6 separate regions of the Mus musculus genome follow, and regions 1, 2, 3, 4 and 5 are each linked to region 6. The links are chromatin loops, found by intact Hi-C in ENCODE. Cell type or tissue: heart. All regions are shown on one strand. Region 1 holds the start of Gm52482 (a long non-coding RNA gene). Region 2 overlaps Padi1 (peptidyl arginine deiminase, type I). Region 3 overlaps Rcc2 (regulator of chromosome condensation 2). Region 4 overlaps Padi4 (peptidyl arginine deiminase, type IV). Region 5 overlaps Padi1 (peptidyl arginine deiminase, type I). Region 6 holds the start of Gm13031 (predicted gene 13031).

Region 1 (4,000 bases), 170 kb before region 6:
GCGGCCATGTTTGTGCAACAGAACCCCAACCTCCTAGGGTATCTCTGATTGGGCCAAGTTAAACAGCTGACCAAGATGAACCAATCAGATTCTCTCTTCTAGGAAGTTAGAGTTGACATGGGGAGTCTCAGTCATTGTCTTTGCAGGGCCTGCATCTCATGGCCATGTTCATTGAGGTCATTTGAATGAAAATGGGCCCCAGAGGCTCATATATGTGAACACTTGGTTCCTAGCTGGTGGAACTGTTTGGGAAGGATTAGGAGGTGTGGCCTTGTTGGCAAAGATATATCACTAGGGTAGACTGTGAGCTTTCAAAAAGACCACACCATTCCCAGGTAACTCTATCTGCCTCCCACTGGGGGATCAGAGGTCAACCCTCAGCTACTGCTCCAGGGCCAAGCCTGCCTGCCTGCTGTGCCTGCTGCTGCTAAGGACTCACCCTCTAAAACTGTAAGCCCTCCTTAAATGTTTCTTCTATACGATTATCTTGATCATGGAGCTTTGTCACAGCAGTAGAAAAGTCACTAAGACATTTGTGTCTGTCTGCAGACCAGCAAAGGAGAGAGTGCGGCAGAGGGAAAGCCAGCAGAGGAAAAGCAACAGATAGAAATGAGAGAGCTCCAGGCCACGCTAGAAGGCTTGCTGCAGCTGTCCCCACCCTCAGATGTCACAGTGCCCTTGTTGTCAAATCTCCATCTGGCTGAGCCAGCTTGGGTGGGCCTCTGTCTCTAGCCAACACAAACCTCAAGCCCTTGCACAAACTTCCGGGAGCATGTGGATTAATCACAGGGCCACCCCAAGCATGCAGGAAGGAAAGGGGGTGGGCAGAGAAAGGCTTTGCAAGCCAGGGCAAAAAACCAGAGGGGGAAGGAAGGGGGGGGCGGGTCAGGGTTAGGGTTGGTGGATACAGGCTCAGAGGACAGCTGGTGACCAGGGCAGCAGAGGCGAAGCTATACTTTCATCAAAGGCGCCTCTTCTGTGCAGCCCTCCGGGATTATCCTCCTATCTCCTCCTATCTCGGGTTGGCTGCACTCTGTCTGTCTGTGAGCTGACCCCTTATCCCTTCACCATACCGAGTAGTTGGTTGGGCATGTCCTCAGAGCCACAAGGAAAGGTCCCCTCACTGGAGAACAGGGACTGTTCTTAACGACATCTGCTTCTGTGTGGGATGATGGGGGGCCGAGAACTGGGAGAACAGAAGCAGCCAGACCCCCTCAGCTCCTGGGTGATCCTGTACACAGGATCCTGTGCAACTTTTCTTCACGCCACGGATATCAAATCTGTCCCTCCTTCCGTGAGCAGCCACAGTTGTCAGCCTGGGCACCCTGGGACCCTGATTCTCATCACCGCCACTCCTGGTCACCACAATTCCACACATGATGGCAGTCAAATGTCTCCCCCCACCCAGAAGTGAGACTCAGAGTCTAACTGAAGAAGCCCAGGTGTTGAGGTTATGTCTCTTGCTATGAACTGTAATGCTAAATTTTGTACCTTAAGGTCTATCTAGGCCTACGAGTGGTTTCTCATACTTACCAGCTTTTGTTGTGCAAACCTTGTTCCTTAATTTAAAACCACTGGTTAAATACAAATGGCTACAGCCAATCACTGGAGGTAGGAGGGTTTTGGAGTTACCTGGGTGGCCGTGGAGAGCAGGGGGGAAGAGAAGACGCCATGGGATAAGGGATTGTGAGACCTGGCCATGAGGGCTGGCCACTGGGGTAAGGGCAGCCCAGGCAGAACATGGCTGGTTATATCTCGGCGTAATTGACATAAGAGCACAGAACGGGAAGTAGACATAATAGCTTAGAGGGTAGATCTGTGCCCAGCTCTAGTGCTAAGGCTTATTATAAATAAAGTTTTGTGTCCTTTATCTGGGAACAGAAATCTCTAAGGTGGACTAGAGATCGCCTATCCATATTGAACATTTACCACAACACCCAGGTGCCGGGCGGGGAGCTCACCAAGTCGGGGAAGAACGCTACTGCCTTCCTCTTCTCCGTCTTGAAGAGCTGCGGGATGTCGATGATGTCACCCTCCGCCAGGCCCAGCTCCCGCTTCAGTACCTCGCGGTTCCAGTCGATACAGCTCTGGTAGGGAGGACAAGGGACCGCGCTGGAGAGAACCTACTGGTGTGGCTGAGGCAGGTGCTCACTCCTGCCTAGATCCCACCCTCCATGTCCCGCTCTTACTAGCTAACACTGAGTTAACCCTAGATCATACCATCCTAGACCCAACTTTCGAGAAAGCATTCCATACATGGTTGAAGAGTCACCTGTCCAATAATGTGTGTGCAGTACCCATGCAGGCCAGAAGAGGGCAGCGGATCCCCAGGCCAAAGGTAAAGTCATTTTGACTTCTCCATGTCCTTCAGTTCTATGATCACCCTACATTAGGCCATCCAGGCTGCAAGCCTTGCTGTTTTCTCTGGATCTCCTTCCTCTTCCCTCCACACTCAACAGTGCTATCCCAGTCTGGCCCCACCTGCTCCCTTCTCGCCATCTCCCCCACCTCCCCTTGAAGGCTGGCCTCTGGCCTGGTGGGATGCAGTGTCTTTGCCCACTGATCTGCCTCCCGTTTCCTCTTCTCTTGTGTCTCCACAGTCCCAATTGCAGGGGCACAACAGACCCCATCCTGATGCTCCCAGCCCTGGCTACCTCTATTCCTTAGATGCCCAGGCTAACCCACCCTTAATTCTCCCAGGTTAAAGGAGGGTCTGGGCCTGTTTCAATCTGACTGACCTTTTGTGAACTGCTGGTCCCAGATGTCTGCCCTTGGCCCTGACTCCAGCTCCATCCACATCTCCCACCCACAACCCCCGCACCCCCTGGCCTTTGTACCTGTGCAAACTTATTAAAGTTGATAAGGCTCTGGTTGTTAAGAATCTGATTGATGGAGACGGTCTGGACCCGCCTGTCGCCTGTGAAAGACACAGAGAGGCCTGGGGAGGGGGCGGGGGCGAGCACAAGGCGGCTCGAGGGCCTCTCGCTCTGGGCACCAAAAGGCAAGTTTGTAGCTGCTGGCTTGGTTGAGTCAGTGACCCCTAGGTTGTCCTGGGGAGGGGGCGGGCAGCATCTGTGGGAGCTTAGCCTGACCAATGGGCACATCTGGAGGAAGAAGAGAGGCTGGAGGGGCCTAGTTGTGGGGTGCAATGAACTCCAGTGGTTTAGAGTTCACTGGAGGTGGTAATCACTAATTGGGGTTAGCAGCTGTCCAGGAGAACCTGGTAGGATTCCTCTTTCCTCAGCTCCGGGGTGTGTGGGAGGGATGTGGGGGAGTTGGGTCTGTTGATGGCGCTCATCCAGGGCTAGGGTTTATGGGTTCACTAGGCAGTGAACCAACCAGTCCCAGCCTACAGGCTTTGGCTTGCTTTTTTGGAGACTTCAGGCCTGGCTCTCCTGTCTGCCCAGCGGAGGCCATAGAGACAGGGCTGGCTAGAGAGGGGCTATAGGAGCCAAAGGTGTCCAGTCCTCCCAGCTGCCAGCAAACCAAACCCTGATCATGAGGCCGAAAGACAGCGCCATGGTTCTCCTGAGTCTGCGGAACTCTGCGAGGGATGCCTTGTTACCACCCTCTGACTGACAACGGGGCCCCAGAGCGGTCAGGTGACTTACACAGCTTACCCAAGGTCACACAGCTGTGGCTCTCAGCCATCCTATTGCTGCAACCCTTTAATACCCTTCCTCATGTCCCGGTGACCCCCCCCAACCATAAAATTACCTCATTGCTACTTCATAACCGTAATTTTGGTATGTAACAAATTGTTACCTATGAATTGTAATGTAAATATCTGATATACAGGATAGCAACCCACAGGTTGAGACCCACTGTCGTAAGCACTGGGTTGGGGGGAGGGCACCTGAGGGCTAGGTGCTTACAAAGAGTTTCTAGACCTTCCTTGAGCCTGGAAAAGGTAAGGGCATGAGGGCTAGGCCAGCGATGGAGAATCTGGGCCTCCAGCTGCTTCGTAAATCTTTTAGACTTCATTTAAAAACTTCAAACT
Region 2 (4,000 bases), 140 kb before region 6:
ACCCCCTTTTACCCCCGGAGGATGCGGCAGGAGCCTCCTCCCGGACCTCCCCGTGTAGCTGAGGATGGCTTTGAACTCCTGATCCTCCTGCTTCTAGCTCCCAAGTGCTGGGATCACAAGCAAGCAAGACTACAACCGGTTCATACAGTGCTGGGGGTTCAGGCATGTCACCAACTGAGCTGCAGCCCCAGGCTTGGGCTTCAAATCGATGGCCTTGAAACCCTTAAGATCTGGCTCTGACGGCTGTGTGGCCCAGACTGTCTTTTCTTGGCTCTCTGAGCCTTAGTTTCCCTCTGAGAAGAGGACCCACTGGAAGATTTATTTTATTTAAATAAAATGACCCTGTTCCTGACAGACTGCCCAGCTTAAGGCCACGCCACCCACAAGCTCTCAGACCTGCTTCCTATGGAGTGGTCCTGCCCTAAACAAGGAACGGCACCAATCAACCCTCCTCATCCTTCGCAGCCAGCGGGGGGCCGTCCTCTCTGGGTGACCGGTGGCCTGTCCCTCTCCTGGATGCACACTGTGAACTTCATCCCTTCTGATCTATCCAGAGGAAGGCTTTCAAACATCAGACTATGCCTCTCTTTCAGATGGCCTCATTCCCATCTCCCCTCCAGAAACTGCCTGGCCCCTGCCTAGCTCCCCCTGACTTCCTCACGGCCCGATGTCTACCTGACCCCAGCCTGGCCCTGACCCTCTCTGCTCCACTCATTCTGGTCTCCTGCGGACCCCTGAACTTACCAGACACATTCCTGCCCCAGGACCTTTACATCTACTCTGCCCTCCGGCTGGAATCACAAACCTCTCCCCATGGTCCCATGGCTCCCCTCTTGCCTCTTCCTCTCTTGCAAGATGTGATGGTAACTCAAATCTTGCCACCTTTCTCTGAGGTTTGGACAAATGGAAGCCATGTCCCAACTCCCTTCATAGCTTCTTTTTTTTTTTTCTCCGTGGCACTGGCTACCACCTGGGATATTACTTGCCTGGGTCTCACCCTCTGCTGAGGTGCACACCCTATCAGAGCAGGACTTAGGGTTCTCAGTTGTTCTCTGCTGAAGCCCCGCCCCCTCACGTAATCTCTGCTTCAGAAACACTGGTGAATGATGCAAATGGTTTGGAGCAGCCCTGTCTAGAGGCTTCAGAGGTGGCTCAGTTAATGCAGTGCTTGCTTAGTGTGCACGAGGTCTTGGGCTCAATCCCTGGTACCACGTAGACAGGGTGTGGTGGTACAGTATCTGAGAGGCAGAGGTGGGGGATCCTCCTGTATTTTGAGTTTGATGTCAGCCAGGGCTACATGAGACTCTTCCTCAAAACATTAAAAATAACCCAAAAGTCCATAATTTATAGTGACTGGAGTTCTGGGAATGTGCAGATGATGATGCTCCTGCTTGGAACTGGGTTCAGTGGTGGCGCATGCCTTTAATCCCAGCACGTGGGAGGCAGAGGCAGGCAGATTTCTGAGTTCGAGACCAGCCTGGTCTACAAAGTGCATTCCAGGATAGCCAGGGCTACACATAGAAACCCTGTCTCGAACAAACAAACAAACAAACAAAGAAGGTGGGAACCACGTTCTTATGTCTGCTAATCCAGTATAGTGTGGGTTGTTTTGAAGGCCATCTTTGAAAACAATGAGAAACAATTCAGTAGGTGCAGAGCCACACTCCTCCTTGGAGCCCTCTCCCACCCTCCCTTCCGGAGGCTGAGGCAAAGGGGTCCAAGCCCCAGGAGAGTCATCTGTACATTATGAGCAGTCAGATCCATCTCTGCATCATAGCCAAAGACACCACCAGGGGGCAGACTTGTTCAAAGGCCTGATCTCGTTGAGTGGAAAACCCAAGGCAGCCAAGAAAGGATCTAGTCTGTTGGGTACCTCCTGTGAGCTTGGCTTAGACTCTTATGCTTAATACCACTTGTAGTCCCCAAGATCATCCTGAGCCGGCGTGGTGGCGCATGTCTATAATCCCAGCACTGGGGAGGAAAAGGCAGGTCCATCTCTGAGTTCCAGGCCAGCCTGGTCTACAGAGTGAGTTCCAGGACAGCCAGGGCAACACAGAGAAACCCTGTCTCGAAAAACCAACCAACCAAAGAAGATCGTCCTGGGATACACACATATTAGCAAAGTTACCATCTGAGGGTCACCCTGTCCCCTTCCTCACCTTGTGCCAATGGGCCCCTCCTTTCTTTCTCCCTCAGCTTCAGCCCCTGCCCACTGGTCTCTTCCCATCTCGCTAAACCCTCTGGCAAGCTCTAGCTCAGGACAGCAGGCCAACTACTAACTTTTACACTGGGACCCACAGAGGACACCTGGCTTCTGACTGTATCACTAATCCCGTGTGGCTCTAAATCGGTAGCTATCCCTCTCTGAGCACCAGGGCCTCATCTGTCCACTAAGGGTCTTATTCCTGGCTTTTAACAGTCTATAGGCTGACGTACAGCTCCTCAGTGGGCCACAGTTGATGGGCACCTGGAGACTCTGCCTTCTTTGCAGGTCCTTCACGAGAACCTAGAGGGTCCAGAAAGTCTCTGCAGCTTGAAAGGGGAGGGGAAAGCTCCTGACTGGGACAAATATGCCCCCTCCACCCCCTACCCCAACTGTGTGTGCTCCTGACTGGGGCAGGTATACCTCCTCCACCCCCTACTCCAACATACACACACAGAAGCCAGAAGCCGACATCAGGTGTCCTTCTCTATGGCTTCCCACCTTATTTCAGGGGGCAGGGCCTCTCACTGAACTTGGGGCTTACTGCTTCAGCTAGGTTGGCAGCCCTGTGAGCCCCAGGGATTTCTTGTCTCTGCCCCTCCCACCAGTGCTGGGATTACAGACGTAGGCTGTCATGCTTGGCTTCTAACATGGCTGCTGAGGTTCTAAACCCAGACCTTCACACTTGCAAAGCAGGCACCTTGCCCAGTAGGCAATCCGGCCAGCCCCAAGCGAGAGGGCTGTTTTATTAGGGCCCATTTTACAGCTAGAGAAAATGAGGCATGGGATAGAAAAGAAATCATTTATTTAAAAAGTACCAGCATTGCCCTCTCCGCATCCTTAGAATGTCCTCTTCTGGATGCTGCTTTTTTGTTTGTTTTGCTTCGTTCTTTTCCTTTCTAGTTGTAATTTTAATTTAGGTTTTGTTTTGTTTGGGTTTTTGGTTTTGGAGACACACACCTCACTGCAGCCTGGCCTGGCTTTGAACTCACGGCTTTCCTGTTTCACCCTCTTGCATACTGGGGTTACAGGGTTGTACCACCATGCTCCACACCCACGTGCCTGGCACGTGACCTTAATGTGAATGAACAAACTGACCACTGACAATTTGCCGCACACCGTGGTGACTGCGGCTGAGCAGCACAGCTCACATTTGTGGGCATCGGACTCCAGAGACTCACAGCTCCCTCCCTGAAGCCCTCCAGGCCTGAAGCCCAGGCTGTGGTAGGACCAGCCCCTGTACGCTATCTGAGATGGGTGTCCGGCAGGGTCACCCCCAGCTACACTCAACCCAGTACAGCAGGCCGCGGCACCCAGCTGTGTGCCTCCCTTGGTACCAGCAACCTCTCCCTTGTATGATTTCACAGCCTTGGGCTTTCCACCTGAGGCTATGTGACCTTTCTACTGTCAGAGGCCAGCTGGGCCTCAGAGGATGAGTTAGGGCACACCCAGGCTCCATACCAAGCTTCACAAATGAAAAGGTTATCCAGGGTTTGTGGTTGAGTGGTGCTCCTGTGGGCTACTTGGGGGAGGGGAGGAACCCACTCGGTGTAGTAAGCAGGCATCTGTCTACGTGTTAACTGAATCTTGACCTCTGCTCCATCACAGCTGGTCGGCATAGGGCCGCCGAGATGCCCTGCCACGAGGGTACCTAGCTGGTTACTCGCTCAGTTCCAGCTGCCTATTCTGCCTCTGGACCCTTCCAAGACAGGATAACAGCGACTGGCTTCCCATTCTGTCCCTGCTTATGTGGCAGAGGGCATGTCACCTCCCAGCTTGGCTGACTTTAGACAGGTT
Region 3 (4,000 bases), 230 kb before region 6:
TCATCCAGCAGTCAGATGTGTCCTCGGTCCTCTGTGGCCCTCCGTTGCCGCCTGTGTGCTTTGCCCGTGTGCTCCTGCTGTCCCTCTGCCTGGGATGGCCGCCCTGCTCTGAGACTTGGCCACTCTTGTCCTGGCCAAGTGTTCTGCTTGCATTTGCTTGGCTCTGGTACCAAATAGTTGGGATTCTTGATGAAATCCCCTGCCCCGCGTGCGTGTCAGTGCAGATCCTGCGCACCACGCCCCCTCCCCCAAGTGCCCTCTGCCGAGCCCGTCCTGGTATTGACTTTGTGGCTGAGTTCCGAGGTGCCTTTCCCGGATCCTCCTCGCTGGGCCCGAGTGTGGCAGCAGCTCGGGTCGGGGCCTTGGTTTCCAGAGGGTCCGGGCTGGTTTGACTGCTTTAACTAGGATTAGTTCAGTGGTGCTTGGGGGAGGGGCTGAGGATGGAAGTGTGAGGGGGGTGGATGGGAAAGTCAAAGTCTGGTCTTGAGGGTCATGGGTTTGCTTTTGCTGTTGTGACGCCTGTTCCCGTCTCTATGTTAAAATGCCAAAAATGACCCAGTCTGTCGCTTTCCTCCGCCCCAGCGCTTCACAGCCGCTTCTGGCTTTGCAAGGTGTCTGTCTCGGCCAGTGCCGTGGCCTGCTGGGAAGGGTCAGAGTCCTCACTGTCCCCCGTCTGTCCAGCAATAGTCTGTCCAGAGACAAGCTTCTGTAGCGGCAGGGCTTCCGCAAAACTAACCTGCTTTGTCCAGGTCACCCCAGACACCGCCCCTCACTTCATGTACTGGACGGGAGCCGTCCGTCCATCTGTCCCTGCTGGTCTCTGTCTAGAGAGTGCTGTTCGGGATCTGCTCCTTCTGTCCCAGGAGGTCTACTGGAGTTAGTTGTGTGGTCACCAAGAGGACTGAGGACACAGTAGCCCTGAGCCAAGTTGGGCTCATCTTCCAGGGAGCAAACCTAAAGCTGGCAGTCAGCCGCCCTGGCTAGAGGCCTGCAGTGGATGAGCGCAAAGTGCCCGGCCACAGCCCCCTCCCTTTAGGCTAAAATTCTCACCCAAGCTTTCCCACGGGAAGCTCTAGGACAGGAGGAAGGCGGGAAGCCCTGGGCAGGAACCACTCTGGCTGTCCAGGGGCTCCTGAAATCTTCTGGTCATCTACAAAGGGTAACAGGAAGGGAGTTAACGAGGATGGTGGGATTCGGTTGAAGGTGCCTGGTTTAGTGCTGTTAATTGTCTTATTTTTTTTTTTATATCTATATTTCTGGGAGTAAACATTTTAAATAAACGGCGTCATTGTTTACTCTGCGTTGGCTTTCATGATTCCTCTTCAGTAGCGTGGAGTGTGTCCCCAGCCCTGTGCACGTGCCCCGGAAGAGTGACCAAAGAGAGCTTCCTGCTGGGCTGGAAGGGTGCAGAGAGCCACGGGCCCGTGGGGTAGTGGCCAAGGGCTTCCCAACTAGGGCTGGACACAGTCCTGAAACACACATGGTCCTAGCTGGTTTTTGTGGGTGGGACAAAGTCTCGTAGCCCAGGCTGGCCACCTTCCCAGTGCCCTGCATATATATGTGAGGTATTCAGCCCTAGGTTAAGTGGGCTAAGTGTGGCTGGCTGGTGACATTTTGCATCTCAGTACCTGGGCAGTTAAATGAATCCTAACCTGTAGTGCTAATCTGGTTATGCCCCAGCAGTTTAATAAGCTCTCTACTTCTGAAGTTTCTTCCCTCGCTGTCTTCTCTGACCCTCTGCTTCCCCTGGCTGGTGGAAAGACAGAAGATTGACTATAAAGCATTACAGTGCAGTGTCTGAATGGAAACGGGGGGGGGGGGGCGTGCGGGGGGGGGCAGAGAAATCAGCATTTGAGTAACACATGGATAACCTTTACACAGTGCACAAAACCGTCTACAACCTGCCAGGGGCCTACCGAGTGCTGGCAGTAAAGGTGTGAGCCATCCCACCCACATATGTGTAGATTTGACCTAAGGCGTTCCAAGACTTGGGTTTTGGTTGTGAGTGAACAAGCGTTTTCTGGCTTGCTTACCTCTACCCAACCTTATGAGCAGTCTGTAGGGTGCAACCCTTCCAGGAGCACTTGTAATCAGCCTCCAAACTTCACAAAGGATCAGAGGGTGCCTGGCCCCTTCCTTTCTGCCAATTGCCCACCAGGGGGCACTGTAAGGTTAGCCTTTTATGCCACAGGAATGGAGCTTGGACTGATGTCTTGGGGGGCGGGGGGGGGGGGCTACTACATATCCTGGCTGCTATTTCCTGTAACACATGACAGTCCTGAAGTCAGGTCACTGTTCTTAATGTTTTGTAGAGGAAAGTTGTAGACAGGCGGTGAGCTCGGTCACAGGGAAGGGGCCTGGTGGGCAGACGGACCCTGAGAGGTCCCAGTTGTGTCCCCTGGCCACCTCTCAGGAGTGGCCTTGGGACAGTTCCTGCAGAGCTAAAGAGACCCCTACTTTCTACAGCAAAGGCTCTCAACTTTCCTAATGCCGAGACTCTTTAATACAGTTCCTGTGGTGACCCCCAACCATTAAAATTACATGGCTGCCTCGTAACAAATTTGCTATTGTTAACCAATTTTTAATGTCAGTATCTGTGTTTCCCAGTGGTCTGTGAAAGGGGTCATTCAGCCTCAGGGAGGTTGGGACCCACAGGCTGAGAGTCACTGTTTTACAAGTTGTCCTTGCAAGGTCTGGAGCCTGCTAGTTGCAGCTGTGTCTGGAGAGCCAGCAGCCTCCCACAGCCTCCCATTGGCAGTTTCCTTAGGATGAAGTGGGCTGTGGGGGACCTTGATCTGCCATCGAATGTTTACCCTTGTTGGGAAGGTACGAGACTCTGGTGGACTAGTGTTGGAGAGGCCCAAGACACAGCCTTATCCAGTCTCTGGACAGAGTGACCATAATTTAGAGTCAGCAAGGGTAGGCAGAGCCGAGCCTGTGATCTCCGTGTTTAAAGCTTCATTGCTCTGTGTGTGGGTTTGCTTCCATATGCAGCTGTACCATGTGTCACAGACTGCCTGGAGACCAGATGGAGAAGCCCTCTTGTGGGAGTTTATAAATCCGCTCTAATCTCTCTGGCAGATAGCAAGGGACTCCTTCACCCCGAAGCTCTAGATACTAGAATAAAAGACACACACAGCCTTCTATTCTAATATGCGTTAAGCAGCTCAGTGTCTGGGCACTTCTAAACCTCCCTGTGGCTAACACACCCTCCCCTCTGATATCCCGAAATTATTACTAAAACCTGTATTCCATCTTGGCTGCCCCGGACTCAGGCCATAATCCCTGACTCTCATGTATTGTCTGTCTGTCTTGTACTTCTCACACGTGATCCTTCTGCTTCCCCGACATGACAGGACCATTCTGAATCGCTAGGGTTCCCGTGGCCAGGAAATCTGAGGTCCTGCCTCTGTCTCCTTGCCCAGCCATTGGCTTCCAACAACTTTATTTGCCAATCAGAACCAGCTCAGCGTCTTACACATAGATATGTGGGTTCCCCATAATTTTGGGGGCCAAACTAATACAAGTAACAATAAAACCAATCCACAACAGAGCCCCTAGGACTGGAATTACTGATGGTCGCGAACTGCCGTGTGGGTCCTCTGGAAGAACGTCTGCAGACATTAACCACTGAGCCATCCCTCCATCCCCTAAGTGTTTCAAGGGAAACAGGACTCCTGGGGCTCGGTGCTAAGAAGTGCTAGGCTTGCCATTCCGGTGAAGTGCTTGTCCATCACACCAGAATGTTGCCAGAATACTGGGTTACACCCCCCCACTGTCAACATAGGTACACGCATGCCAGCCAGCACTCAAGCAGAGGCAAGGAAATTGTTAGCATTTCAGGTTTTGTGTTTGCGGGTGTACCTACATAGATGTGGTAGAACCGTCCATGAAGATGGGAATCTGTCCTGTGTGGGCCCCAGGGGTCACACTTGGTTGCCAGGCTTAATGGTCTTTACCTTTTGAGTCATCTCTTCAGCCCTTTACATAGGGAGTTCAA
Region 4 (4,000 bases), 190 kb before region 6:
CTGTGCCTCAGCTTCCCCATCCTTTAGGCGCTTGGGTCTTGTGTGATATCTGGGGACCAGCACCCCTTTCTATTTGATTTGGGCCCCGAGTCTGAGCCAAGCACAGCTATGTGAGCTGGCCAAGAGCCAGCATGGAAAGCAGAGACTCTTGGGGCTCCCTGAGCCCCCCCCACTGGTCTCTTCTGACTGATGTGTGACTTTGGTAGGTCACTTGCTTCTCCACTCCGTCCTCTATAATGTGCTTTTGCTAAGCCAAATTCAGGGGCTACGACAAGACCACATGGGCAAACGGGCCTTGTTGAAGAATGAAGCCCCTCTCCCCAGAGCTGGCCAAGGTCTTCCGTCTTTACCTTTGTTGTCCAAGATCTTGTCATCCTCAAAGTCCATTCCGGAGGCCTGAGGGTCCTCTTTGTCACAGTTCACCAACAGGATGGCGCCACGGCCGCCCGGGCCCCAGGTCCAGGTGCTCTGGGAACATCAGGAGGGTAAAAGACAGTGTCAGGGAGTCTCAGATCCCATCAGCCCCTGCGAGACAAGCAGCTGGTTTCTCTCACCTCCCACGTTGTCTGGCTTTTACTTACCCAGCAATTCCTGGCCCAAAGAGTAGAGTTTTCATGGCTCCAAATATAACCAAATCTGCCCCAAATGCACAATGTGTGTATTTGTTAAAGACAGCATCTACTCTACCCAAGGTTAGTTCAACTTGGAATCCTCCTGTCCCCACCTCTGAGAGCTGAGATACAGGCCTGTCCCACCATATCCAGTCTGTGTGGCACCTATGACATCAGACATGTTAGGCAAGCAACTCCACCAACTAAGCCACATCCCAGCCTCAATTCATCTTTTTAATTTTATTTTTAAATAAAGGGGTCCAATAGAAAAATACACTTTAAAAGCCTTTTTAAAATGTTGGCTTGAAAGTCGGGCAGTGGTGGTGCATGCCTTTAATCCCAGCACTTGGGAGGCAGAGGCAGGTGGATTTCTGAGTTGAGGCCAGCCCGGTCTACAAAGTGAGTTCCAGGACAGCCAGGGCTGTCCTGTCTCGAAACTCCTACCACCCTCCCCCCCCCCAAAAAAAGTTGGCTTGACAGAGAAACGTAGTCAAGAACATAAGAACGCCATGATTCTAATCCACACAGCTACTCTCATGTGACCACGAGTGTGAGTCTTAGTGCCAGGCACCGTCTGCCCAGTGATGGAATATGTTGGCCCACCCTTAGAGATCTAGCATAATATAGTAGATTATATAATATCAGAGGAATTCAACGCTAGGCAAGCTCTCTAAGCCATGCTTTCCCCTCTTTCTACTTTTTTGTTGTCTTTGTTTTGTTTTGTTTTCAAGACAGGGTTTCTCTGTGTAGCCCTGGCTGTCCTGGAACTCACTCTGTAGACCAGGCTGGCCTCGAACTCAGAGATTCACCTGCCCTCTGAGTGCTGGGATTAAAGGTATGTGCCACTATGCCCAGCTGTTCCTCTACAGCTGATGTACCCTGTAAATGGGCCAGTCATTTGAAGCCTGCCAAAGTGTATACTAGCCTCAAACAGAAAGCCATGTGGAAGCTTTGAAGTTGCAGGGACACTCTCCAGAGTGTCCCTAGGGCTCACCCACAGGCCCTAGGTTGACAGTGTAAAGGTCCCTTTCCGCACCCTGACCAACCTTGCTTCCACCACACATACTCGCCGCCACACCTCCTTCCTTTCTCCCTCCACCCTTGTCTCTCGTCCCTTCTCCACCATCCCCTGCCTTGTACGCAGCTCCATGGGGACCCATCCACCAGTCACTAAGAGCTGGGGAGTATTTTTGAGCCACAGCTGAGACCTATCTATGTAACTTTTTTTTTTTTTAATTACCTGGGTGACTCTAGAGATTCCAGCTTGTAGCGTAACCCCATTTCTGAACCCACAGTTGGTTGTAAATATGATCTTGTAAAAGAGATGGCGTATACACAAGCCAAAAGATGAGGCTCCCATGCCTGCGGGGTGGGGGTGGGGCACCTGTCCCATCAGGGCCAGTCTGGGAGGGGTTGTTTCTTACAAGTTCACGTGAGACCCTGGTGAGGTGACCCTGTTCAGATCATCACCACAAGGGGGCGCCACAGGAGAGCCCAGTGGCACTGAAGTATTGACTGACATTTGAGCCTCACCTGATCCTTCCCGGCTTGGGCTGGCTTCACTCTGCCTGTGCGGGTGACATCTGCGCTCAGGGACAGTTCTGAAATCCGAGAGAAGAGATCTGGTGGGGGTGAAGCCCGGGGCTCCCAGAGTGGCCCTGAGGGACAGGTCTCCCCCAAGCATGTCCCCCTGTTTGTCCCCAAGAAGCCAGAGTACAATTCAAAGGCCAGAGGCAGGACTTCCAAACACTGTGCCCTTCAGGGGCCATGACCATGATGCCAAAGCAGTTCCAGCCACCCCAGTGAAGCCTCCATATGCCCTGCCAGGTCACTCAGTTTTGTAATCTGTGAAATGGGATCGTGAAGGTAAGCCCACTGGGTTATTGTAAGGATTAAATGTAGCATCTCGGCACAGAATCTGGCGCTGGAGTGAACCTCACTTAATTTAAATGTATACTCATGGATGAAATCCATCAATGAAACGAAACCTGGAGGTTTCACATATCATGTACATATTCAATACGCACTTAAATAAAACGACCATGCTGTCCAGGCTCAGATCTCACTAATTTAATTTTTTAAAAACGTAGATAGGGGGGCTGGTGAGATGGCTCAGTGGTTAAGAGCACTGACTGCTCTTCCAAAGGTCCTGAGTTCAAATCCCAGCAACCACATGGTGGCTCACAACCATCCGTAACGAGATATGACTCCCTCTTCTGGTGTGTCTGAAGACAGCTACAGAGTACTTACATATAAAAAAAAAAAGTAGATAAAAGGTCTCTCTCTGTTGTCCAGCCTAGCCTCTAGCTCATGAACTCCTCCGTAATCCTAAGAATGAATTTTTAAGTGATTTTTTTAAAAAGTGCCTTGGTGTTTGCCTGCATGTCTGTCTGTGTGAGGGTGTCAGATCCCCTGGAACAGGAGTTACAACAGTTATGAATTGTCACGTGGTACTGGGAATTGAACCAGGATCCTCTGGTTGATCCGCAACCAGTGCTCTTAACCACTGAGCCATTTATCTCTCTAGCCCCTAAGAATGGATTTCTAAAAAAAATATTATATAATTTTTATTTAATTTTGTGCGTATGTGGTGAGGGGTAATAGTGTGGTTGCCTGTGGAGACCAGAAGAGGGTGTTGGATCCTCTGTAGCTGGGGTTAGAGATGGTTGGGAGCCACCGGATGTAGGTGCTGCTAGCCAGACCCTGTTGGAGCAGTACATATTCTTGACCGCTGAGCCAACCCTCCAGCAACACTAATAGATTCTATTTAAAGATGAGTAGTAAAAAATACAAGTATATGTGCATGCATGGGTTATTAATATGATAAAAAGAGATATAAATAATAGGACTTGGGGAACACAGAACTATCTGCTACAAAAAGCAGTGCACGTATGTATGTGTATATGTGTGCATGTATATGTGTATATGTGCATGTGTATATGTGTGCATATGTGCATGCATATATGTGTATGTGTGTATGTATGTGTGTTTGTATGTGTGTAGTGTGTGTTTGTAAAGCATTTATAAGGTATAGAGACCCCGTGTGTAGAATGGAGGTCCTCACTTCCCACCCTGAAGAGCAGTTATTACACTGTGATTCGTGTCTTCCAGTGCACTTGTGTTAACTGAATAACTGTCAGAGGTCCATGGAGCTGGAAAGTCACTGCAGCTGAGGGCGACCTTGAGCCTCTGACCCTCAATCCTCTGCCTCTCAAGGGCTGGGAGTACAGATGTGCGTCAGCACACCTGCCTTATGCAGGACTGGGAACGAAACCCCGGGCTTCATGCTACCTAGAGAAGTTCTCTCCCCTCACCCTCGGCTGTCATCCATGTTTCTCTATGTAACTCTCTAGGGAGGGATATTTATGAAACACCAGATACATGCATGG
Region 5 (4,000 bases), 140 kb before region 6:
AAGCGATGTTTCCGAAGATCAGACCACCAGGCCTAGGGAACTCAGCACCGGAGTCAGGGCTACGGAATTGCGTTGACCTGTCCTGGATCCCGGTGCCTTGGAGCATCGCCCCCTTCTGCCAGCCTCCCCACCTCTTTCCATAAAACCAAGGGAAGAGGAGAGGAAGAGGAAGAGGAAGAGGCAGGTCCCTCCTCGATAGTATCTCAGGCAGGCGGGGGGGGGGGGGGCGGCGCGGGGGAGTGGCCATGGATCAAGGATTCTGTCGAATCAGCGGCTGTCTGGCATTCACCTGCCTCAGCCCAGGAAGCTGCTCAGCTGACAAGGGCCGCCTGAGGCCCTGCTGGCACCGAGCCTAGGGATCTGTGCTAGGGTGTGGAGATCAGGGAAGCTGGCCCCTCATTTTCTTATCCCTCTGTCGGCCCAGGCGCAAATGAGGCAGCCAGTTAAAGAATGCACAACGATGTTTTTATTGATGAGAAAGACGGTGGCCAGTCAGCCAGGACCCCAGACAGCCTGAGCGGCAACTCCAGAGTCCCCATCATGTGGTGCTGAAGACTTGCTCCCATGGTCGCCTGTCTCCTCTCCTCTTCAGAGGTCGGGCATCGCCCCAACCCTTCTCATCCTCCTTTATCTTCTTCTTCTCCTTCTCCGTGTCTCAGCTGCAGCCGGGCCATGCTCATAGAGGAGGCTGTTCGTGCAGAGAGCCTACAAATGGGGTTCCAGTTCCACAGACCCTTCTGGAAGGGGGAAGAGCCAATGCCTACTAGGCCATGCCTAGCCTAACACTTTCATGGAAGCCTTCGCTAACTGAGTGTCCGCCGGTTATGAAGTGACAGCAGCTGCCTCAAGTCTGGGGTGGCACCAGAAACTACTAAAAATACCAAGACAGAATCCAGTGGCCTGTGGTGGCTCCTGGACCACAGGAGGAAGATGGCAGGCCTCTGCCAGCCATGCCCTGCAGCTGGGTCTGCCTGCCTGCTTGCCTCCACATGCCTCTGTTACCTCAGCTGGTGCTATTAGCCTCCAGGCCAGCTGTCTGTCCTACTGGGGGTGGGGGTGGGGGACACAGGCCTGCCATGGGGTTTACTGGGGCAGTACAAATGTTGTGTAGGGTCCCTGGCTGCTAGGGGAGTGTGGGCCCTTCCCTCCCACTGCCTGCAGCAGGATCGGGAGTAATTAGAGACTATTAGAGGAAATTAGGCCTCACCTCCAGATGTAACTTAATGACCTACCCCACCCTCTCCTAATACCTTGGGCCCCACCCCCTCCACATCTGGACCAACAGCCTTCAGGTTCAGGGGCCCTAAACACCCAGCCACGAGTCCCAGGCTTCCAGGTTCCCCACCCCAAGATGGGCAAGCTCTCTGCTTTCCTGGTCCAACCTTCCTGCCCACCCCCACCCACGCTTGCAGACTTACGACGGGCTCCCTATGGCCCGCGGCATCTTCCAACAGGAAGCACCAGGGCTCATAATTAAAGGCTGCTCCGGCAGGTAACGAGCATCCTGCAGAGGTCGGACTGGATGGAGTTGAGCATTAGAGGGGCTTTTGTGCCTGCTCGCTTTCAAGGACTGAGTTTTCCTGCCCTTGCTTGCCTCCGTTGAACTGAACGGTGCCAGAGGGCCATGGCCTGAGGTCCTTTGGGAAGAAGGACGCCCCAAATCTTCCTTTACATCTTACGCAATCCAGGAGTCATATGAAACCACGGTGCTCTTGCCCCAGGGTCCTGGCAAGGTGGGCATTTCGTTCCAGAGCTATTTTTCTCGGGTTTCAGAGAGGTGGAGGGTTGGGGGTGGGACAGCTCAAAGTGGGGCGTGGCTGCGGAGGCCACACCTTGAACAGGCTCAACTTCCGGCCTTGACCCTCTCAGGGCTCTAGCTGGGAATGGGAGAAGGAAAAGTGGCGATAGTCTCCAGGGCAGGGCAGGCGACTCCAGGAACGAAGAAGTGTGTTGTCCTCCTGGCGCTCAGCTGACCACAGTAGCCAGCCCACTTTCAGGCCCAAGGAGGGTGGAGGCTGGTTCGTGGCCCTTGCCCTTGCCCTGGGACTCCCATCAGCTGGGAAGCAAGGGTGGTGGTCGGGCAGGCTCAGGGCACGGAGTTCCACCACTTAAAGGTAAAAGGTTTCCTCCGCACGTTGGTGCCACAGTGGATCTCTCCGAGCAGTTGGTGGTAAAAGAGAAAGTCGTCGATAAAGACGCAGCGCAGACCCAGCGGCTCCAGCAGGGAGCGCACCTTCTCCTCCAGGCAGCAGCGACCATTGATGAGCGGGCCGAAGGGCTTAGGGATGCCCAGGTACTTGCCGAGAACCACCATGTTGACCTGCGAGAGAGAGGAAGAAGAGTCTCAGTGGCCCCGGATGCACCGCACCGCTGGACTCCTTCTGGGTTCTGGCTCTGCTGATCCATCCTCTGCAGAATTAGGGGTTGGTCAGGAACTCGGGTCTCAGATTGGGTTGGGGTATGTGCCCATTATAAATTGGGAGTCGTAAGCAGAAAGATGGTGAGTCTGAGGCTAGCCTGGGCTACATAAATAAGACATATCTCAAAAAAAAAAGTAAGAGGTGGGGAAGGCTTGCCGGGGGTAGCTCAGTGGTACAATGTTTCCTGCGGTAACAACCCGGGGCTTGGCTAACTGTACCAATGGCGGTCTGCGGTCCTCCAGTTCCTTCTTCCATCTTTTGTCATATTGTAACAAGTTTGTCACAACCAGAGATGAAATGTGCTAACTGTCCTCACCATTAAGTCTCAAACTCAGGTCAAATGGCCACCTGAGGTGCCTTTTTAATCTATCAAAGCTGCTCTGGCCACCAGGTTCTCCCAGCATCCCTCAGTCCCTACCTGTTACGGGGTCCTCCTGGCTGGCACACCAGAACCTCTACTCTGAACCCTTGAGCCCAGGGACCAGGCTGCCCTTCCCTCTATAATCCAGCCATTTTGGTTACTCAGCCCCCCACCTTTATTTTTTTTTTTTTGTCTACTCTTTTATTTTCCTGTCTCTGTCTCTCCTCCTCCCTCTTCTCACATGACCCAGCTCAGGAAGGGTCTGTTCACTCTGGCTATATGCTCCCTTTTATCTAAAAAACAAAACAAAAACCAAAAACTCCCTTTTATCTCTGCCACGTTTAGGAGCAGTCATATCTCCTGTGTGTGTGTGTGTATGTGTGTGTGTGTATCTTTCACTCACTAGCGTGGCGACACCTCTGCAGTACACAGCTTGCCTGGCTGTTCACAGCATCCTGTTAGTCCTCAGCCCTTACTGAGAATCCGTGTACTCCAGAAAGGTCATCCCTAAATCTCACAGTCCTCCCCACCCCCTGCCCCGGGGTTGTGGTTCAGACAGGTCAAGTAACATTACCAAGGTCACAAAAACTTGTTGCCCACTCCATGGGCTGGGGTGCACATGTTGGAGGGGGGGGGAGGTTGCAGGGAATCCAAGGGCAGGGAGAAGAATAAGAAGCCATGCTTATTGCCATGGTTAGGACTCTGCTCCTAGAGTTAAGAGTTTGAGGCCAGCCTGGTCTGCAAAGTGAGTTGCTGTTTCATAGAGTGACCTTGTCTGGGGGTGGGGTGGGGGTGGGAGGAGTCCAAGATCATGAGCTATAATCTCAGCCACGCCCAGTGGTCCTTCAGTGTTTCAGATGCAAGCAGCCATTAGCACACGTGGCTGGGTAGGTTAAAATCACTTCCTGTCTCAGGTTGTTATCTGCAAGCCACACGTCATCCCGATGGCTTGGGGGATGCCATGTTACACTGCAGACTGCCAGAGAGCTTGCCCAAGCAGGGAAAGCTCAAGCAGAAGGCACAGGCTCCCTTCAAGCAGCCCTGATCAGTGGGGATGGATTTTACACTCCTGGTACTCTTGGTTGTTACAGGAGGCCAGAGATGTGGTTAAATACCTTGGGATGCCCAGCCGCGGGAGGCTCAGGGGGAAAACTCCTGTTTCTGAGGAACAGCTTGGCGTCCTGCCAGCCTGGACTCTGGACTTGGGACAGCCAAGGAC
Region 6 (4,000 bases):
GGACAGCCTTAAGCTCCCTATGCAACCAACAGTGATCTTGAACTTCTAATTCTTCTACCTCCACCTTCCAAGAGCTGAAATCACAGGTATGGACCTCCGTGCCCAGTTTAGGCAACGCTGAGAACTGAAGCGCAGACTTCATGGCTACTTGCCACCTTCCCAGCCCCGGGTTCATAGTGTTGTGGAGCCATCGCTCTGCTTGTGGCTCTTGAGTCCCTCCTAACCTGTGAATCTTATGAAAACTCTAAGAAGGGTTTCTGGCCCCTCGGTGGGCAGTGTCACTGACACAGTAATTGATCATCTTTTATAAACATTGCTACCAGAGCAGAATAATGATTCAGCCACCACTCTTGGAAAGAACTTAGAGACGTGCATTCTTAGCATTGACCACCGCCCTGAGGAAGAACCTGGAGTTGAGGATTGTTAGTAAAGTTAGGTTAAGATGGTTGGGTTTTTTGTTTTCTTGTTTTTTTTTAAGCGGCTTTGACATAAAAAATCTTGAGCAACAATTCGAAATTCAGAAAAAAACCTTTGATAATTGAGCAAGGGATTTGTTGAGGTCAGTGGACAAGAACAGTGGCAGCCTGACCAGCACCAGCTGACCTGGCTCTCTTGTTAAGAGATCGGCTGGTGATCAAGGCGATGACTAACTTCTTGAACCCATTTTTGCTCTCCACTCCCTGATATGATTTAATAAAAAAAATTGTTAATGAATAGATGTGCACCCTGATATTTAAAGTAGAAATGGCTGATCATTTTTTTACATAAAAGTTAGATTTGTGATTTTTTAAAATGTTTTTTATGAGCTTACTCTTTAAGATAAATAATAAAAATAATTGAATCTCTCTTTGTAACTGCACATTGCAGCCTGCCAGTAAGAGAAACTGGCTGAGAAAATTAGCTCGTCTCTTAAACTTTGTTAGTCTATCACAAGTTGCTTAGTTACAAATGTGAATGGGTTCTTAGGAACAACTTTTTTTTTTTTTAGTATACTCAATGTTATCATTCACTTAAAGAAAGGAGAGTATAATCACAGTGTAGCCAGTGTACTGCTTGGAAGATTTTGCTGGGATATATAAACTGAGGGAGAAAAATGCCAAGGGTGTGTGTGTGTGTGTGTGTGTAAATTGTTTAGATCTCTTTGGCGCTTGCTTCATCCACCAGGTGTGTATGAATGTGTGCCTGCTTTCCAGCTCCCTGACCCCACATCCCCTCCTTGGATTGCTAAACATACTGTGGGGCTGGTCTGACACAGCCAGGCCTGGGGGACCTGAACTGCACAGCAGTCACATTACCATACCACCCCCAGCCTGCCATCTGTACCTTTGTTTTGAGGGTGGGGTGAGTGAGAGACAGTGTTTCCCCGTCCAGGGTTTCTCTGTGGAGCCCTGGCTGTCCTCGAACTCAGAAATCCGCCTACCTCTGCCTCCCAAGGGCTGGGATTAAAGGAGTGCGCCACCATATGTACTTTTTAATGACTGTTAAAACTAACTGAGTTCTGTGGCAGATGATTTCCATTCAAATCCTCCTACCGGTTATTTAGCATAATCTAACTCTCCTGTGGCTCTCCTGGCTGAGGCACTTCAGATGGAGAACTCCGCGGGGCAGGAGGTTAATCCTCCTCCTTGGCAAGGAACTGGTCATCCCCATTCATTTTACTATTGCACAGAGAAGTTTAGTAACTTACTTAAGGCCACATAGGCGATGGTTTTGACGGAGCAGCTTGCACTCCCAAACCTACACTCTTAACCGCCCTCACAAAGGCAGCCCTAGCCCTGCCTTTGACAGTTCTGCATCTCTGACGTTGTGTTTTGCTTCTGACTCCCACCACCACGAACCCAATGAATATTTACCATTGTCCCTGCTTACATTTCACTTGCAGGACTCCGATTTTAAAAACAGTCGAAAATTCAAGGCTCAAATGGAAGAAAGCTGACGCAGCCCAGTGCAGCGTCCGCAGTGTGAATAAACGTCCGTGCTTACCTGGAAGATCACACGAACTGCTAATCTGAGAGTATGCTAGAGACGCTGGGTGGGTCACAGTCCCCCAGAAGGCTCTGGGCCACTTGCTAAGTCCCAGCAGCTGAGCTGACCTAAGCTGTGTGCACCACGGGTCCAGCTGGAGCAGGGGTGGCTCGTGACTGTCCGCTCCAGGAGTTAATTCCATAGAGACTGCTCGTGAAACGGGAGAAGTCTATGGCCCCGTTGCCTCGCTCCCACTCAGAGAGCATATTTTGAGAAGTCTAATTATACGGTGGGGTTTGTACAGGATGAAAGAAAGGGGTTTAGATAAGCCTTTTCTAAAGGCAAATTGGCAACAGCTGTTAGAGAGGGCTGGGCAGCGCTGCGAGCCGGGAGTGCCCCCTGGAGGTAGACTCGAGTAACTGCAGCCAGCACTTTCCTTAGACACAACCTACAGCCCACCGTTATGTGACCTGGGTTAAGTACTTGACCCTCGGTGGCCTCAACAACAAATGAAGACCTATAATTCCCACCTGGTAGGTTTGCTGTAACGATTATGCACAAATGTAGCCAAAGGGTTGCTTACACCCCAAACCTCCAGCAAAGCCTCCAAGGGTCAGATGATGTCATTCAATGATCTAAGAGACTGGAAAGGGCTTCTCTGAGAACCAGGCAAAATAGATAAGGGAGGGGGACGGGAAATGGGGAGGTTGACAATTGCTCTGCCAACTGTGTCGACTCTGATTCTGGAATTGCCAGCTTTCACCTCAGCGTCTCTCTAGAGCCTCATGATACAGAACGAGGGTAACCTAGAAGTAAAATACCCCAACCAGAGAACAGAGATGTTCCAGGAGAAGTCGGCCTCTTGCCAAACTCCGAAGCCACAGCCCTGCTTGGATGATTGAGCCACAAAAGGGGCTCCTTCTGCAGTAGCCAGAGGGGAGGCTCCAGGGCTGAGGGGACTCAGGCCCAGCCTATCCAAGGGTACCCTGCTTCATGGAGGGATACACTGAGTCAGCTGGAGGTTTGGATGCTGGTTGGCTGATCACACTGAATTGCCTTGCTTTTTCTCCATCCCTGACCACCCATATGTGCCTACATATGTGTATGTGTACTGCACACATGCCTGGTGCCCTTGGAGATCAGAAGAAGGCATCAGACCCCTAGACTTGAAACTAGAGATGGTTGTGAGCCACCAGGTAAGTGCTAGAAACTGGACCCAGGTCCTCTGGGGGCAGTGGACAGCAAGTGTTCTTACCCGCTGAGCTGTCGCTCCAGCCCCTTCAATATGAACTTTTAAAACCACTCTCTGCCCTGCCGAGGCTCCTCAGTGCTTCCCATGTAACCCTGAGCTACTGAGACCAACCTGGTATTTGTCTTTGCTCCTGGACTGAACGTCTAGCCCTGGGGGGGCGGGGGGGGGCAGAAAGAGTCTCTCAAGCAGAATTGCCACCCTAGGTTGCCCAGATTTCCCAGCACGACTGGAATGGGGACAGTTATTCAAACTCATCAGGGTTGTTGGGAGGACCAGAGGAGACTGTTGATGTAAACACATTTGTGGGCGATGAGGTGAGATTCTGCATAAACACAGGGCTTCCAGCAGCATGTCTGATGAAAGCAATATATCACTCTCTCCGCGGATGCCAGCCAACCAGCCCCAAACCCTGCGGTCTTACGGCAAGGACAGCTTGGCAACCCAAGTCAGGAAGGGGCCATGAAGACCTTTAAGCCCTATGGCATCTGTGCCTTTCTGGCACCCCAAAGCTCAGGGCGGAGGTGGAGCCACCCAGGAATTTATTATCCTTCCATAACATTAAGCTCCCCAAATCCCCATGACGCCCAGGAATGATGTGACTGCAGGGTGTGTGGGCACACTGGCACCAAGGGCCCCTCCAATAAATCAAGGTCTCAGTTTTGCTGGCTGCTCAATGCTTTTTCCAAGGTGACCTGGGTGGCCATTCATGTAGCAGTGGTGTCTGTCTTTGACATGGTGGCTAAAAATGGCTAAGGGGGCCAGTTCTCTAGAAATACTGCCTGT

What was found. A loop is a pair of places that touch in the nucleus more often than their neighbours do. Peaks named below come from ENCODE experiments on the same cell type or tissue, not always from the same donor. Only the 100,000 strongest peaks of a DNase experiment are listed, where the experiment ranks them.
Region 1: a loop joins it to region 6, with 8 times the contacts of the local background. A loop is called at or near these places in 14 of 42 quality-filtered maps.
Region 2: a loop joins it to region 6, with 3 times the contacts of the local background. A loop is called at or near these places in 20 of 42 quality-filtered maps.
Region 3: it touches region 6 in a loop (6-fold over the local background); 10 of 42 quality-filtered maps call a loop at or near these places.
Region 4: a loop joins it to region 6, with 11 times the contacts of the local background. A loop is called at or near these places in 5 of 42 quality-filtered maps.
Region 5: a loop joins it to region 6, with 3 times the contacts of the local background. A loop is called at or near these places in 19 of 42 quality-filtered maps.

The regions. Positions count from the first base shown.
Region 1 is chr4:140,786,876-140,790,875 of GRCm38, forward strand. It overlaps Padi3 (peptidyl arginine deiminase, type III), which reads right to left. Exons shown (of 16, transcript NM_011060.4): 14 at 2,838-2,917; 15 at 1,962-2,087. It overlaps Gm52482 (a long non-coding RNA gene), which reads left to right and starts at 886. Exons shown (of 3, transcript XR_003955158.1): 1 at 886-1,718; 2 at 1,942-2,338; 3 at 2,701-2,836. In heart, a CTCF peak has its summit at 2,309 (motif pointing right); DNase peaks (open chromatin) are centred at 736 and 2,236; H3K27ac peaks cover 1,299 bases.
Region 2 is chr4:140,820,386-140,824,385 of GRCm38, forward strand. The region is part of intron 11 of Padi1 (peptidyl arginine deiminase, type I); the gene reads right to left. Among named protein-coding and RNA genes, the nearest start is that of Gm13032, 11 kb to the left of the region's middle. In heart, a CTCF peak has its summit at 1,792 (motif pointing right); no DNase peak of the experiment used is centred here.
Region 3 is chr4:140,721,921-140,725,920 of GRCm38, forward strand. It overlaps Rcc2 (regulator of chromosome condensation 2), which reads left to right. Exons shown (of 13, transcript NM_173867.5): 13 at 1-1,300. Among named protein-coding and RNA genes, the nearest start is that of Padi6, 19 kb to the right of the region's middle. In heart, CTCF peaks have their summits at 2,129 (motif pointing right) and 2,343; no DNase peak of the experiment used is centred here; H3K27ac peaks cover 409 bases.
Region 4 is chr4:140,761,251-140,765,250 of GRCm38, forward strand. Padi4 (peptidyl arginine deiminase, type IV) reads right to left here. Exons shown (of 16, transcript NM_011061.2): 4 at 2,145-2,212; 5 at 351-468. Among named protein-coding and RNA genes, the nearest start is that of Padi4, 11 kb to the right of the region's middle. In heart, a CTCF peak has its summit at 2,087 (motif pointing right); a DNase peak (open chromatin) is centred at 2,127.
Region 5 is chr4:140,812,535-140,816,534 of GRCm38, forward strand. Padi1 (peptidyl arginine deiminase, type I) reads right to left here. Exons shown (of 16, transcript NM_011059.2): 16 at 447-2,320. The coding sequence ends at 2,087. It overlaps Gm13032 (predicted gene 13032), which reads left to right. Exons shown (of 3, transcript NR_045944.1): 2 at 660-1,733. Among named protein-coding and RNA genes, the nearest start is that of Gm13032, 3.5 kb to the left of the region's middle. In heart, a CTCF peak has its summit at 2,220; DNase peaks (open chromatin) are centred at 347, 1,877 and 2,278; H3K4me3 peaks cover 2,209 bases; H3K27ac peaks cover 3,363 bases.
Region 6 is chr4:140,955,681-140,959,680 of GRCm38, forward strand. Gm13031 (predicted gene 13031) reads right to left here and starts at 2,222. Exons shown (of 4, transcript NR_045911.1): 1 at 1,984-2,222. In heart, no CTCF peak of the experiment used is centred here; DNase peaks (open chromatin) are centred at 2,161, 2,361 and 2,791; H3K4me3 peaks cover 843 bases; H3K27ac peaks cover 1,156 bases; H3K27me3 peaks cover 229 bases.